2 separate regions of the Mus musculus genome follow, and region 1 is linked to region 2. A link is a loop called in an ENCODE intact Hi-C map of the cell type or tissue named here. Cell type or tissue: heart. All regions are shown on one strand. Each heading gives the region's core, and the rest is flanking DNA. Links, peaks and the distances in the headings are about the cores only. Region 1 overlaps Gm30408 (a long non-coding RNA gene). Region 2 holds the start of Lrwd1 (leucine-rich repeats and WD repeat domain containing 1).

Region 1 (8,322 bases), core at 110-8,109, 120 kb before region 2:
AGGATCCCTGTGTCCCTGGACTCCTCTGATGGCCGCATCTTCCTTTCACCACAGGGCGCTGTGCGGAGCTGCAGATCCACCTCACTGAGGCCACAGCCAAGGCTGTTGAGCAGAAGGAGCTGATCGCTCGCTTGGAGCAGGACCTCAGCACCATCCAGTCCATCCAACGGCCTGATGCCGAGGTGAGCCTCCCGCCTGGCCTGCTCACTGCGCACCCACTCTCACCCCCGTGTGTGTCGCGGAACCCAGAAGTACTGACTTTCCAAGTCTGCAGCCATCTCCCTGGCCTCCCCACGGGGTTTTATTGCCCCGTGCAGGCCACCTTTTTTCCAACCTCACGGCTGATGCCACATGGTTTACTCTGACTAGTAGACAGCACCGTGAGGTCGGCACTAGCTTGTGTCCAGGCACTAAAAGTTCTGGTCAGAGGCAAAGCAAGGTCACACGGGCCCAGCTGCATAGCTGATGGACCCTTGTCCTGTGAACACTGGCACCTAAAGGGGCCACTTGTCCTTTTGATTTTTGAGGCTTTTTTTTTTTAACATATGGCTATTGCCTGCATGTATGTCTGCACTATGTGCATGCAGAGTCCAGAAAAGGGCATCGGATCCCCGGGAACTAGAGTCTGGGACATTTCTGAGCTGCCCATGTGTGGATGCTGGGAATTGAGTCTGGGGCCTCTAGAAGAGCAGCCCCTTAACATCCTAGCCATCTCTTCAGCCCCTCATTTTAATTTTATTAAATTAAATGTATTCATTCATTCACTTGTTCATTTATTCATTCATTCATTCATTCATTCATTCCTATATGTGTATGAGAGAGAGACAGAGACAGAGTAACCTATCAGGGCTCTTGTGGAGGCCAGAGGACAACTGGCAGGAGTGAGTTCTCTCCTTCCACCGTGTGGTTCTAGAGACTGACTTACCTGCTGAGCCACCTCGCTGGCCTGCCACCTGTCCTATGAGGGATGAAAAACCATGCTGGAGAGGGAAGCCGGAAGACCCTAGGTCACAGTAGTAAAGCCTTACACACCAGGGCAGTGTGTGGCCAGGGGGGAAGCAGGCTGCCGGACCCCGGCCGCCAGAGCTGCAGTGGGCCCTGTGCACACGCTGTGTCTGGTCCAGGCCAGCAGACTCACGAGCTCCAGCTCCCACAGTGACACTGCCCACCCTGGAAAGTCCCCCACCGTGCTGCAAATAAGGCTTATCTTTTCCTTTTTACCCTGCAGGGAGCTTCCGAGCAAGGCCTAGAGAAGATTCCAGAACCCATCAAGGAAGCTACAGCTCTGTTCTATGGTGAGGAAGGCCTGGCCAAATAACACTCACCCAAGGAGTTAGGGGCCAAGGAAAGCCCTTGGAGCCTGTTAGGAACTCAGATTCCCAAAGTTTATGTTCTCCCTCCAAGCAAGAAGGGGCCTGTCCCAGCAATGCAGCCTCTGTCTCTATGGCTTGCCAGTGACCTCAGGAAAGGGTGCTGTGGGCTGCTCCTAGCTCCCCAGAGCCTTCAGCGTGCCCGTGTTTCTCTGGCATTCCACCCCCACCACTGTCACCATCTCCACTGCTGCATTTGGAGCTATTGTAGGACATCACAGATCTTAGATGGGGCACCCCCACCGCAGCTCACCAGACATGATGCAAGGTCCCATTTAGCTCAAGTCATGGGAAGGAAATGTTGGGACCTGGCTCTCTGTCAGTACAGATGGGGGCAGGGTACCACCATGACACCCAAGCCGTTTCCTGCGATCTCCTAGGACCCTCAATGTCATCCAGTGGGACCCTTCCAGAAGGCCAGGTGGACTCCCTGCTTTCCATCATCTCCAGCCAAAGGGAACGTTTCCGCACCCGGAACCAAGAGCTGGAAGCCGTGAGTCCCACCCTACTTCCTGTTCCCCGTAGGCTTCAAATCTGAGGACACAAATGTAGAAAGACATAGGCTTGGGGAAAACAACAGATACTGAACTGGCAATAGGATTAGATGTACTCCATGCAGTTGAGACTTCCTGGAGGAGGCTGTGCCACTTTGGGCTTTAAGAAGTATTCACGAACTCAAAGTAAAGAACACTGGGGATTTTTTTCAGGGTTGGAAGAAGGAGATATAGAACACAAGACCCAAGGGTGGGCACCAGACTGCCTGGAATACCCACAGATGCTATGAGCAGGAGTGCAGTAGAGTGTACCTGGGCCACTCAGGCACAAAGCCACCGGGTTCAACCATCCACAGAGGAAATCTGCAGCACGTTGGAAAATGGGAAAAAAGAATGGATGGGAGAGAGTATGGCTGACCCCAATAAGAAAGGATTTTATGCCAGGACTGGTGGCACAGGTCTATAATCCCATTTTCTGAAGAGGCTGAAACAGAATATCTTAAATTCAAAGCCAGCCTGGGCAATTTAGAAAGACCCTGTTTCAAGAAAAGAAAAGGCTGAAGATATAAGTCAGTGGTAGGGCTGGGATGTGCCTCAACAGAATAGCCCCTGCCTAGAATCCCCCAGGGAGGGGCTGGGGATGTGGCTCAGTGGTAGAGCCCCTGCCTAGAATCAACCAGTGAGGGGCTGGGGGCGTGGCTCAGCAGTAGAGCCCCTGCCTAGAATCCCCCAATGAGGGGGCTGGGGGCGTGGCTCAGTGGTAGAGCCCCAGCCTAGATTCCCCCAGTGAGGGGCTGGGGGCGTGGCTCAGTGGTAGAGCTCCTGCCTAGAATCCCCCAATGAGGGGCTGGGGGCGTGGCTCAGTGGTAGAGCCCCTGCCTAGAATCCCCCAGGGAGGGGCTGGGGGCGTGGCTCAGTGGTAGAGCCCCGCCTAGAATCCCCCAGGGAGGGGCTGGGGGCGTGGCTCAGTGGTAGAGCCCCTGCCTAGAATCCCCCAGGGAGGGGCTGGGGGCGTGGCTCAGTGGTAGAGCACCTGCCTAGAATCCCCCAGGGAGGGGCTGGGGGCGTGGCTCAGTGGTAGAGCACCTGCCTAGAATCCCCCAGGGAGGGGCTGGGGGCGTGGCTCAGTGGTAGAGCACCTGCCTGGCATAATATAAGGCCTTAGGTTCCATCCCCAGGACTAAAAGCAAAAAAGATGGGGTGTAGAGGAGGAGAGGTTTGGGAGGGGAGGTCATGGTTTCAGACCTTTCGATATGTTCTGGGTTAGCATGGTTGCCTTGGGCTGTGGCCAGGCAGCATATCATGGAGACGCATATGATAAAGGCAAGCTGCTTATTTTATGGCTGCCAGTAAGCAATGAAATAGGAAGGGTTGGAGTCTCCGTATTCTCTCCAGGTGCACACCTCCAATCGCATAGCTTGTTCCCATGAGGCCCCGCCTTCTCAAGGTTCTCCCCTCTCAATACCCCCCTAGACTGGAGAATAAGCCTTCAGCACACAATCTCTGAAAGGCATAAGGATCCAAAACATAAGGCTGGAGAGGTGGCTCAGAGGTTGAGAGTACTTACTGCTCTTGAGGAGGAGCCAGGTTCATTTCCCAGTTGCCTGGCAATCCACAACTGTCTGTAACTTCATCCCCAGGGGAATCTGATACCCTGTTCTGGCCTCTGTGTGAGCCATATACTCATACACATAAAATAAAAGTAAATCTTCTTAAAATGCCATTTTAAATGACCCAAACATAACAAATAGAAAATTCAAATATGAAGAAATTGACTTTCCTGCAAAAAGACTTTCTAGCTGGGGCATCTGTGAGGAGAGTCAGCACTTCAGGCCCATGAGAGGCTGGGGAGATGCTCAGCGGGTAAAGTGTTCACTGTGCAAACATGAGGACCTAAGTTCAATCCCCAGAACCCATCTCTAGCATCCACAGACACACACACACTTTTACATGCAAATATTCACACACCAAGACACAGAAAAGGCCCCAGGCAAATGAAGCCCTCACATCTCACCTTTGTCCATCTTTGCCCTGCCCCCATTCCCAGGAGAGCCGCATGGCCCAGCACACCATCCAGGCCCTGCAGAGCGAGCTGGACAGCCTGCGCGCTGACAACATCAAACTCTTTGAGAAGATCAAGTTCCTGCAGAGTTACCCTGGCAGAGTGAGTCCCCCACCCCCACCCCACACGTGCTCCTCTTCTTCCCAGAGAAACTATGGATGGCGTGTGGGGCAAGATCAGGGAGCGTTAAGCAGTAATCCACTGGGTGGTCAGCACCAGGGGGACCCCCAAAGATACACACCTCCCTTCCCACCTGTCAGCTGTCTGCTCCGTGCATAGTACCTGAAGATGGTGGAAGGCAGACATGGGAGGCTCACTAATTGGAGTCCAGCCTAGACTTCCTAATGAGACTCTGTCTAAAAAACGGATTACAATCGTTGGAGAGACACTATTTTCTGACTTCTGTGGGCACTGCACACGTGTGGCACACACACATACATGTAGGCAAACCACACATACACACAAAAACTACATTTTAGAAAAAAACAAAAAATATAAAGACCATCTATAATGCACACCCCAAAAACAATGAACAGAAAAGGCTAGAAGCCTGTTTGTTGTGGTGGCTTTTTCGAGGCCCCAGGCCTCCCAGGCAGGGTCCACCATGCACACAGAAACCCCTTCCGCAGCTCAGGGAAGGCAGAAGGTAGGAAAAGAGCTGGGGGAGATGGCTCCAGGGGTGAGATGCTTGCCATGCAAACCTGTGGACTAGAGTTCAGATCCCTGGCTCCCACGTAAATGGCAGCTAGGCGTGGCAGCCTGCCTGTAAGTCCAGAATTCCGAAGGCAGAGGGGCAAGCTTTAGCTCGGCTAGCTGTAAAGACAAGCTGTAGTTCGAGCGAGAGCTCTTGCCTCAGTGAATAAGTGGAGTATAATCGAGGAAGACTCCTGACCTCAGGGCCTCCGTGCTTGCACATGTACGCGTGCATACGTGTGCACGCGCGCATGTACACAGAGACACAGAAAAGAAAAGAAACTGAGGGAGAGAGGAAGCTGGGATGTCTGTGGCCTTAATAAGACCCATTCCCACCCAAATGAAGCAACAGCCCTCTTTAGGCCACTAGAGGGCACCCGGGTTCCGCAAACCAGAGCCTCCAGGGGCTGTTAGGAAAAGCGCCTCCTGGCTACCTCAGGCCCTTTCCGCGTAGCTAGCTCAGCGGCACTCACCTGTGGCCCTAACTTCTTGGGAGGCCGAGACAAGAGGATCACTAAAGGCCGGAAGTTCAAGGTTCCCGAAAACACACATACACAAAACTGCCCCTCCCACTGGGAACTGTGACTTGTACATTCCAGCCTTTCTAAGATTTAGCTCCCCAGTGGAACTGTGACCCGCCTCCCCACCCTCGTCCCCTTCCCCCCTACACATACCCACACACGCGCGCACACACACACACACACACACCCTGGCCCGTGCCACAACATGCTGGTCCTATTAGCACTGGCGCCCTGCCGCCCTCCCCTCCAGTTCTAATCCTGTCCTCCCTGGAGCCCAGACTCCCAAACCCCTGATGACTGACTGCGTGTACCCTCTTTCTCCATGCAGGGTATCGGCAGTGACGACACGGAGCTGCGATACTCCTCCCAATACGAGGAACGCCTGGACCCTTTCTCCTCCTTCAGCAAGAGGGTGAGTAGGAACTCTGGGGCTGAGAATGTAGCTCCGGGGTACAGTGCTGCCTAGAGTCCTCCATGAGGGTCTGTGGGCCTGACCCAGCCATAGAGCTATAAAACAATGTCCTTTGCTCCCTGTGTCCTGCCTTCTCATGCACACTCTCCCGAACTGCTGGGCCACCTCTGAACCCCTCAGGTGTAATGTAAACTGTGGGCCAGTGAACAGCAACAGTTCTTTTTTTTTTTCCCATATTTATTTATTTTTTATTAGGTATCTTCCTCATTTACATTTCCAATGCTATCCCAAAAGTCCCCCATACCCACCCACCCCCACTCCCCTACCCACCCACTCCCCCTTTTTGGCCCTGGCGTTCCCCTGTACTGGGGCATATAAAGTTTGCAAATCCAATGGGCCTCTCTTTCCAGTGATGGCCGACAAGGCCATCTTTTGATACATATGCAGCTAGAGACAAGAGCTCCGGGGTACTGGTTAGTTCATAATGTTGCACCTACAGGGTTGCAGATCTCTTTAGCTCCTTGGGTACTTTCTCTAGTTCCTCCATTGGGGGCCCTGTGATCTATCCAATAGGAACAGCAGCGGTTCTCAGCCTTCCCAGTACTGCCGCCCTTTCATACAGTTCCTCGTGTTGTGACCCCCAACCTTAAAGTTATTTTCATTGCTACTTCATGACTGCAATGTTGCTGCTGCTATGAATTGTAATGTAAATGTCTGATATGCAGAATGGTCTTAGGTGACCCCTGTGAAAGGAGTCACGACCCACCCGACCCACTGGTTGAGAACTACTGGTGAACAGGTTAACCCAGAGTACACCTATAGGGACAGGCAGATCAGCAAAGGGGTCACAACTCCCTGTGTCAGGTGACTGGGGGCAGGAACCACTCCAAGCCTCTCCTAGATTATAGAAGCTGTGCCCATGAAGGACTTTCCTACAGGCAGAAGGGGCTGCTAGATTAGGGAGCCCAGGCTCTCATATTGAGTGTGACACAGATTAGGCACCCAGGGAATCCTTGCAGCCCTCTGGTGTTGTAAAGTAACATGAAGATTCAGGCGGCTTTACACAGGTCCCCTCTCTCTGTGGGACCCTTCCTCCATGTCTCTCTGTCCTTCAGGAGCGGCAGAGGAAGTACCTGGGCCTGAGCCCCTGGGACAAGGCCACACTTGGCATGGTGAGTCCATACCCTTGTATCCACCTGTGGTGGATGTTCGTCTTTGTTCTTCATCCCCTCTGAAGAAGCTCTGAGATCATGCAACCCTCTTCTGGGCCCTTCTGGGACAGCTCCTTGGATAGCCTCGTTGACTGTAGTTTCAGAAACTGGCCTGCAGGAGGCACCATTTGCCAGAAACTGTACCGGGTGCTGGGTGTCGGTCGCTCTGCAGATGCAGTGTTTGCTGAGCACACAGGACTTGAGTTTGAGTCACCATGATACCTGCCTGGTGCCATGACAAGCTCCTGAAACCAGCATTAGCGGGGTGGGGGGATTGGAGTGGTGGGACTCAGAGAAATGTGAGGTTTGCTGGCTGCCGAGTTTAGCCAAATCTGGGCTCCAGGTTCTCAAAGGGACAGTCTTTAAAAACAATTTTAAAAAAGTGGATCCAGGCACAGTGGGCCGCATGGCAGAGGCAAGAGGGTCTCTGTGTGATCAAAGGCACACATTGGGAGTTCCAGGCCAGCCAGACTAAAGAGCCTGTTTCAATAAAATAAATAAAAGTGGCAGGTGATTAAAGAAGACACCTGACACCTGACACCGACTTCTGGCTTCCACGGATGTGTGTGTACATGCATGCACCCAAAGAACTCACCTTTGCCGTCTGAGTATCCCCATTTGTCCCGGGGGAAAGTAGCCCCCCACCCACCCCCCACCCCCGCCTGCATACCTCTTCAGAAAGGAGCACAGAGCAACCCTGCCCTACATCCCCTTTGTTTGCCTTCAGGGCCGTCTGATTCTCTCCAACAAGATGGCCCGCACCATCAGCTTCTTTTACACCTTGTTCCTGCACTGCCTGGTCTTTCTGGTGAGTGTGCACACATTGGCCACCGTGTCTCCAAGCCTTTCTGGGTGGCAGAGTGCTGCTACAGTGTAGAGGGTTTCCTGAGCCCTCTACCCCTAACCCCCCGTGCCATGTCCTCAGCGCTGGCTCACTTCTGTCTCCTCCCCAAGGCTGAGGACTTCAATGCATTCTAGAGAGAAGAAACACCCCAATATCAGGCCCCCAGGCTGGAACACAGCCAAGCTATTCTGGAGAGGAGGCCAGGGACCCAGGCCTGCGAGGGCTTTGTGGGAAGATGATTAAGGAACTAGGCATACAGATGAAGGAAGGCTTGTCATCCCAACTACTAAGGAGGCTGAAGCAGGAGGATCACAAGTTCAAGCCCTGCCTGGGTTACACAGCATGTCCGAAGACAATCTGGACAACTTAATGAGACCTTCTCTCAAAAAGTACAAAGACAAGTAGAGATATAGTTCAGTAGTAGAGTCCCTGTCTAGAATCCCCAGTGAGGGGCTGGGGGCGTGGCTCAGTGGTAGAGCCCCTGCCTAGAATCCCCCAGTGAGGGGCTGGGGGCGTGGCTCAGTGGTAGAGCCCCTGCCTAGAATCCCCCAGGGAGGGGCTGGGGGCGTGGCTCTGTGGTAGAGCCCCTGCCTAGAATCCCCCAGGGAGGGGCTGGGGGCGTGGCTCTGTGGTAGAGCCCCTGCCTAGAATCCCCCAGGGAGGGCCTGGGGGCATGGCTCAGAGGTATGATGCTTGCCTAGCATACCTAACAAGA
Region 2 (8,322 bases), core at 37-8,036:
TTAGGGCCATAGTCCTGCAGTGGAGACAGGAAGGAGAAGCAGTTAGGGCCATAGTCCTACAGTGGAGACAGGAAGGAGAAGTGGCCCAGCTTAAGCCATGGCAACCACAAACTGGGCATGGCTGGTGTGTGCATGAAATCCCAGGACCCAGAAAGCCTAGGTAGGAGGACTGCTCCATCTGTTCAGAGGTCAGGGGCAGAGTGGGTGGCTGGGGCTGTCCCAGCACAGGACGAAGCTTGAAGGGACCCCCAACTGGCTGATGTCGCCAGAACTCTAACCCAGCACTATGGTGCCAGGAGCAAAGGGTGAGGGGCACCTTTGAAGCTACTAAGGCACTGACTACATTGTGGCAAGGGAGAGATAACGAGGAAGGGAAAAGATAGAAGGTGAGACATACAGGTGAGGAGTGAGAGTCACAATAGAAACGGGTGATGCCCGGCAGCCTCTAGCAGCACACAGGATAGAAATCCAACCTAGAGCTTGGCATCCCCTCACCAACGAGACAGCCGCAGAGACAGCCGCACAGAGACGCGGCAGCCACGCTTGATGAGGAAGTCCACACCCACTGTGACCAAAGATCCCTAGGGTGTGGCTACAGGAGGTAGCCGGGGCCACTGGCAAAGGGACCATACCTCGGCTCAGCTCAGGCCACCGTACCTGCTTCTTCCTCCCAGACTGTGAGAGCTTCCAGGGGTCGCAGTCCATCAGACGCACCATCTCAGCTTCTTCCTCTGGGGTCACAAAGTCCTGTATCAGTGTCACTCCTGGGAAGGGGAATGCCCAACCCTCCAAGTCAGAGCCCTCGGCCCCTGCGGCCCAGCCTGTGTCTGGGCAGTAGAGGAAACAGCATTTTTTCTGTAAAAGACAGAGATGGGGCAGAGTGGGTGAGCTGCTGACGTGCTTAACCTGCAAGAAGCACAGAGATCTGAGCTCCATCCCCTAAAACCCAAATGTAATAAGCTGGGTGTGGTCATGGATGCCTGTATCCTAGAGCTGGGGAGGGAGGCAAAGGTCAGACCAAGGGCAAGCTAGCCTGGCCTCTTAGAAAATTCCAGGCCAGTGAGACTCTCTCAAAACACCAAGGTGGGCACCTGGGTTATCCTCTGCCCTCTACCTGTATACACATACACCTGTACACGCATACACCCCAAACAGAAGTGCCCTGGAACCAGCAAAGACCCACAATAGCCACATGTGCCCGGGACCCACCAGGAGCCTCTGGGATTCCGATGCTCTTCTTGGAACTAAAGCAACTTGGAGAGGAGCCTGGAGTCGCAGGGGCGATGCAGCCTGAACCTGGCCTCAGGCCTCAGGGCATGGGATTCTCATTCTCTCATTTGTGTTTTTCTTCTCTGAGGACCTGGCCTGAGGCTGGGGGATGTGGGCACTATTCCTTTGGCACTGTGACTATCACCGACCCCTCAGGAGCAAAAAGATAAAGGACAGGAGCCTGCACCAGGAGTCTGAGAAGCAGGGCTAACCGTAAGGCTGTGGTCTGGGTGGCCAGGGGCTGGCCAATGCTTATTGGAAGCCACAGATGTGTGTCTTCCTCAGCCCTGCTCCTGCCTCCTCTGAGACTAAGAGATGCAGTAGTAGAAACGCCATCTTAGGGCTGGAGAGAAGGCTCGGCGAATAAAGGCACTGGCCGCTCTTCCAGACAACCAACCGGGAGAGCTCACGACTGTCCATTAACTTCAGTTCCAGGAGATCCAACACCCTCACACAGACACACATGCAGGCAAAACACCAATGTACATAAAATGTAGGGCATCATAAATCTGTGGCTGTAGCTCAGATGGTATAGGCCTGCCCGACATGCATGAAGCCATGGGTTCCTTCCCCAGCACTGCAAAAAAACCTGTGTGGCGGCAGAGGTCTGTAATCCTGGTCTTCAGGACCATTAAGAGTTCATGGTCATCTTTCACTATATAGTGAATAAGGCCAGCCTGGGCTACATGAGCCAGGCCTTAGCATGTTAGGTAAGCACTCTACCACAGAGGTCCATCCCAAGCCCCTCACTAGGGCAGTTCTTTCTTTCTATGTTTGAATCTGTGTGTGGCATGCACATGTGCCCTCCAAGGCCAGAAGAGGGCGCCAGTGACTTGGGTGTTGGGAGGCAAACTTAGGTCTTTGGTTTTTTTTTTCTGAGACAGGGTTTTTCTGTGTAGCCCTGGCTGTCCTGGAACTCACTCTGTAGACCAGGCTGGCCTCGAACTCAGAAATCCGCCTGCCTCTGCCTCCCGAGTGCTGGGATTAAAGGCCTGCGCCAGCACGCCCGAAGCAGTCAGTGTTCTTAAGTGTAGAGCCATCTCTCCAGCCTGGGCGGTGCTAGGCAGGTGCACTATCTCCAGACCACGCCTCCAGCTAGAGACTGGCTTCCTTCTTTTAGCAGCACATCTTCAAGGTGAATCCATATGGAACTCGCGTCAGAATTTCCTTCCTTTCTAAGGTTATATCTACTGCATGGATATCCGAGATTTTTAAAAATCTCTTATTAGTTTATGGTTTGCCTCTTTCTTTCCTGTCGAGACAGGCTTTTATTTAGTCTGGTTTGAAACTTGCTATGTAGATATCTTTGACCTCCCTCAAGCCAGCACCAACACTGCCCACTCTTCAGTTCACCAGTTGATATAATAAACACTTGGGTGTTTGGTCACTCTGAATGCTGCCATGATCCAGACATAGTGACATATGCTTGCAATCTTAGCTTATGGAGGGGGCGCCCTGGGGCCTCTAACTAAAGAAAATAACTAAAACAAAAAACTTGGCTCAGGCCCCTTTGATCTCTTTAAGTGTCTGTCGCCTCAGCCACCCACAGCTCCTATCTCAGGCCTCTACTCAAGCATTCCCCTGGCTATGCATCCCAGCAACTTGCTACAGCACTGCCAGGGCCATACAAATGCTCTGAAGTTATTTTTCATTCATTCATTCATTCATTCATCCATCCATTGCCCATTTTGATGGAAGGTGTTAGCCTGGTCAACAGAGAGCTAGAAGGGAAACATTTTAACATTCTTCCTGGCCTACCTGACTCCTGATCCTATTAGTATCTTGTAAGACAGATTTGTTTTTGTTTTTCAAGATGGGCTTTCCTGGAACTCCCTATGTAGATCAGGCTAGCCTGGGACTCACAGAGATCTGCCTGCCTCTGCATCCCAAGTGCTAAGTCTAATGGCATGCACCACCACTGCCCGGCTGTAAAGCTGATTCATACAGGTTTGTTTTCCCAAAAAAATTTCCCCCAAATCAAAGCCTGTTTTGGAGACAGGTTTCTCTGTAGTGTAGTCCTGGCTGTCCTGGAACTCACTCTGTAGACCAGGCTGGCCTCGAACTCGGAATTCCACCTGCCTCTTGTCTCCCGAGTGCTGGGATTAAAGGCATGCGCCACCACTGCCCGGCTGCCTGTGCTGTCTTAAGTCGCTCATTCCCTGTCTAATACAGGCGGCCTAGTGTTCAGCACTCCCTACCATTTCCATGCAGTCTCCCTTGTGCTCCGGAAGCTCACTCAAAACCAGACCCGTTCAGTCCAAGTTATTTACCACTGCCCCCCACCCCCACCCCTCACCCCCCAAAGTCACAGAGATGATGTGTGACAGCCGCTTCCCTACTGCCAAGGTAACTCCTAAAACCTGCTGGGCGGCTGAGGTCCGTTCTCCAGCCTCTCTGCCTTTCAAATGCAGAGATCTCGGCGTGCACCAGCATTTCCCCGCCCTTCCATTAATCAGCCGATGGCACTTGGTCCACCTTTTGGGTTTTGTGAATATTGAAGATATAAGCGCTCCAAACAACTCACCTACCGCGAGGCTTTGGTCCTTGGCTGTTTTACAGGCAAGCTGGGCCTTAGTTTCCCATTAAGATGAATAGATTTTCTGGCTATGACTCTTTTCCTAGTCCGTACCTGAAGGCAGATCTGCCAGGGCGGGTCCCTGTGGCGTTGTCTCTCGCAGATAAGACAGGTCCGGATGCCCTTACAGCCGCACTCCTGCAAAAGAGAAACTTCAGCCGCCGCCGCCATCGCGTCCTCCGATCAGTTAAGAGCGCAGGCGCGAGACGCAGGGGCCGCTGGGAGTTGTAGTCATCGCAGAAGCAGGAGGTGGGGCGTAAGGCTGGCGTTCTACTTCCTTCCGGTCGCAACGGACTCGCAAAGGGTTTGTTGTGCGCCACCTCCTGGGCTCCCCGGCAGCGGGCCTTAGCGACCGGACTTCGTGGAGGCGCGGGTTCGGTTGAGCCCTCGGCCACCCATGGCTCCTCTCACGCCGCAACTGCTCCTGCAACGTGGGCGACCCAAGACGGATAAGCTGGGGAAGATTCAGAGTTTGAAGTAAGAGCATGTGGGGTTGAAGCGGATCCGGGGCGTGGGGTTCTTCCCCGCCAGGGTGGTTTGATGGGCGGAATGCAAGGCTCAGACCCCTCCGTCTCCTCCTCCTGCCCGGGTTATTCTGTTATCCGGGATTCGAGCCCCAGTCGAATCTCGCGCCAAACGGAGATGTGGGAGATTGGCAGCCAACGCCCGGCGTCAGATAAACTTGGAGCGAACGCCCTTAGCCTTGCGCGGAGTGGAAAGACTGATGAGATACTAAGGGATGTTGAGGGATCCTGTGTAGCACGGAACGGGCTAGCAGGAACTAGTAAAAACAAGAAGGAACTTGGAAGTCTTGGGCTCTAAAGTCATTTTGTTTTGTTTGTTTGCTTGCCTGTTTGTTTTTGAGACAGGGTTTCTCTGTGTAGCCCTGGCTGTCCTGGAACTCACTCTGTAGACCAGGCTGGCTTCGAACTCAGAAATCCACCTGCCTCTGCCTCACAAGTGCTGGGATTAAAGGCGTGCGTGTGCCACCACTGCCCGGCAACAAAGTACTCTTTAAGGGAGGGAAGATGGGCCACAGAAATGATCTGCAGATAAAGGTGCCTGTCTGTCATCAAGCCTGAATTCAATCCCTTGGGCCCAGACAGTGGAGCAAAGCAGCTCCCTAAAACCATGACCCCCTTAATCACGCTTTGATTGTGCCCATTCCTATCCACACACCACACACAGATACATAGACACTCTGTAATACATAGAAAGGTAAGTTAGGAAGTGAGAAGGCTAGAACAGTTGGCATAGCTCAGTTGCTACATTGCTTACTAGACATGCACAGAGCCTGAGTATCCCTAGGGTTCCATCCCTATCAACACCTGAACAGCTCCCAAGGGGTGGCACATGCCTGTCATCTCAGCACGTGGGTAGGGGGAGGAGAGTTAAGTTCAAGGCTTTCCTGGACTACGCAATGAGTTGTGTAGGATGGGATCTCTTGAGTTTTGCGGCCAACCTAGTCTACATAGTTCAGGCTAGCCAAGTCTAAAGCAAGCTTCATGCTTGCACAAGAACTTTGTTGGTGGAAATCCCTCTGGGACAGATGGGGTAATTAATGGGAGGGTCTGGCCCGCTCCCTCAGCTCTCTTGCTCTCTGCCCTCACCCCAGTCTGTCGGGGCTGCAGCTGCTCTCAGAGCACTTGGATCCCAATCTCCTGGGGCGCCTGAAGAAGCTGAGGGAACTTGACCTCTCTAACAACTTGCTGGAGACGCTGCCTGCTAACCTGGGCCTGTCCCATCTGCGCATCCTTCGCTGTACCAACAACCAGCTCGGGGATGTCACTGCCTTGCACCAGTTCCCAGAACTTGAGGAGCTCAATCTGGAAGGCAACCCCTTCCTGACGGTGAGAGGGACCAGGACTCTGTGGGGCAGACTCAGGCTCCATTCCCCCCCCCGCCCCCCCCCCCCCCGTTTCCGTTTTGTTTTGAGACTGGGTCCGATGTAGCACAGGCTGGTTTCAAATTAACTGTGGGTCCGCAAATAGCCTTAAATTTCTGCTCCTCCTGCCTCTGACCTCCTGAGTTCTGACCATGTTCCACAAAGCCCAGTTATGCGGTGCTGGGGACCAAACTCTGGGCTTTGTGCTTGCTAAGCAGGCAGTCTGCCCCCTGAGCTACATACCCACTCCGTTTGGGTTTTTGTTGTTTTGCTTGTTTGAGGCAAAGAGTCTTGCTCTGTAACCCAGACCAACATCAAACTTGAAACGTCCCTACCGTACTCTCCCAAACGTTGAGATTCCAGGCATGCGTCCTTACTCCTTCCTGGCTTTCTGTTATCTCTTCTTCCGTTAGGTCAGTGACAACCTCAAAGTCTCCTTTCTCCTGCCCAAGCTTCGTAAGGTGAATGGCAAGGACACGGCCTCCACCTGCTCACAGGTGGAGAATCTAGATCGGGAGCTGATGGACAGGGTAAGGATGATGGCGTGGGGGTGGGGTCCTTGGTCATAGCAATTGGGTACTGAGTGGGACAGAAGTGGAGTTTTGGAGCTGTGTAACAGAGATTCTTGCCCAGACAGCCTCAGGTCTGAGGTGGTGAGTCTGTTTTTTTTGTTCCTTTCTTTCTGTGTTTGGAGACCCTGTCTCCAAGGTATGCAGCAAGCACAGCAGGACACCAGCGAAGCTAGACTCACAGTGAGCTGGTTTTTGGCACATGCTCTTTCTTGCTTATATAGCCCAGGTGGCCTAGGACTCTTCTGCCTCAGCCCCCCAAGTGTTGGTATCACCACCATGTTCAGTTGAACCAGACTGATTTCAAGTCTAGCTACTAGATATTGAGTAGTTTCTAGAAGGTGGTATAGTCAGTCTACTGTGTGAGCCGGAGGAGTTAGGGTGGAGGTGCTGTGTGTAGCCTGGAGACCCAGGCTGGGCGGGGACGGTTCTGGTCTTTCTTACCGCAGGTCACAGCTCACTGGCAGAAGTTCATAGCCACTGTGAGCCCTGAGGAGGAAACTGACAAGGTGCGGGCTGATTTCATGAGGTCTGCAGTCAGGGATGTGTGTTACGGCCCTGAGTCGCTCATCGAGTTCACGCAGTGGCGGGTACATCATGGAGACTGGGGTTGGGGGGCGTCATGACAGGGGTTTGGTTTTCCTGACTCTCAGTTGTCCTGGAGAAGTTCCTGGTTGTGAGGGGTTGGGGCACTGTGGGGGGTTGGCTGGGTCATTTCCTATGGAGAGGTACAAGCTCCCTGTGAGCAGGTATTTGGGGAGGGGGAGGGGCACCCGAGACTGTGCTCTGCCTGCTGATGGCCTGGCCTCACCCAGGTGCGGATGATCGCCGAGGAACTGGTGGCCTCAGGTGGGGCCCAGGTGCAAGACGCTAAGGTCCCCGTGGAGCATCCCCAGGCTGCAGGTGCCTCCAAGTTCAGGGTGAGCGGTTCCATCCACATGGCTGGGAGAGCCCTGGGTCTTTCTGCACTAGAACACAGATGGCCCTCTGCATAAACTCAGGTGATGCCCAAGTAGAACAGTCAGCCTTCCCTTGCCGTGACCGCATACATGAGGTCATCGATTTACAAGGAAGAAAGGTTGGTTTGGGTTTACAGTTTTACTCCATAGTTCCTTGGTTCTAAGGTTGTTCATATTGTGTCTCTTATGGGGATGGGCTGTGAATCTTGTGGCCATCAAGAACCAAAGAGAGAAAGGGGAGCCAGTGTCCCAGTGCCCCCTTCAAGGGATGCCTGAGTCTCCTCACCTTCACTGTACTCCAGAGTAGCCCCATAGTCTGCTAACCCAGCCTTTTAACCTTTAGGCTCTCGGAGAACATTTTAAGTGCCCAGCCCTAACACGGAGCAAGGTCCCCCTGTGGCCCAGTTCTTGCTTTCCGTGCCTTTGAGAGGGTGTATAGTTCAGTGTGTAGTCAGGGGAGGGACCTTAGGGCATGGTCACATGGTTAAAGTCTCCTTCCTTTCACAGGCCAGAGAGGTGGCTTCAAAACGGCCAGGTAAAGACCCAGTCACCCTTCCTCCCAGCAAGCGAGTGCGTGCTCTCCCACCTGCTCAGGCTGAGGGCAGTCCTATGGGTGCTGATGGAGGGCAGGTAAGCTCCCCACGAGACAGGGGGAGCAGGCCAGAGGGAGCAGGCCAGGGGGCAACCGTGACCACCTGTGTCCCCACAGGCTGCCCTACACCTGGAACCCCTGCACTTCCTGCAGTGTCATAGCAGAAACAACAGCCCAAAGGACCTGGAGACCCAGCTGTGGGCCTGTGCCTTTGAGCCGGCCCGGGAGGAGGGTACGTGTTGGGCCAACGGGCAGTGGGAGGTTTGGGTCATAGGTTGGTGCTCAGCAGGAGATGAGAAATGGAAAGATACCTGGGAAACTCCATGAGATTGATTGATCTCAAGATAGAAAGAGCTGGAGAGATGGCTCCCTGGTTAAGAGTGCTTGCTGCTCTGTAGAGGACTGAAGTTTGGTTGCTAGTGTCTCCCATGGGCAGTTCACAACTGCCAGTAACACCAGCTCTAGGGGATCTG

The links. Hi-C counts contacts between places; a loop is a spot of excess contacts. Peaks named below come from ENCODE experiments on the same cell type or tissue, not always from the same donor. Only the 100,000 strongest peaks of a DNase experiment are listed, where the experiment ranks them.
Region 1: a loop joins it to region 2, with 7 times the contacts of the local background. A loop is called at or near these places in 6 of 42 quality-filtered maps.

What each region holds. Positions count from the first base shown.
Region 1 is chr5:136,249,773-136,258,094 of GRCm38, reverse strand. It overlaps Gm30408 (a long non-coding RNA gene), which reads right to left. Exons shown (of 4, transcript XR_868600.2): 4 at 6,234-7,243. It also overlaps a transcript of Cux1 not described here. Among named protein-coding and RNA genes, the nearest start is that of Gm30408, 8.5 kb to the right of the region's middle. In heart, for the core only: CTCF peaks have their summits at 4,989 (motif pointing right) and 6,881 (motif pointing right); a DNase peak (open chromatin) is centred at 5,004.
Region 2 is chr5:136,131,871-136,140,192 of GRCm38, reverse strand. Lrwd1 (leucine-rich repeats and WD repeat domain containing 1) reads left to right here and starts at 4,119. Exons shown (of 15, transcript NM_027891.4): 1 at 4,119-4,321; 2 at 5,460-5,694; 3 at 6,143-6,259; 4 at 6,748-6,888; 5 at 7,114-7,218; 6 at 7,765-7,887; 7 at 7,967-8,081. The coding sequence starts at 4,242. It overlaps Alkbh4 (alkB homolog 4, lysine demethylase), which reads right to left and starts at 4,048. Exons shown (of 3, transcript NM_001347492.1): 1 at 3,899-4,048; 2 at 658-855; 3 at 1-14. The coding sequence starts at 4,015. In heart, for the core only: CTCF peaks have their summits at 2,075 (motif pointing right) and 4,170 (motif pointing left); DNase peaks (open chromatin) are centred at 672, 2,052 and 4,082; H3K4me3 peaks cover 2,656 bases; H3K27ac peaks cover 1,591 bases.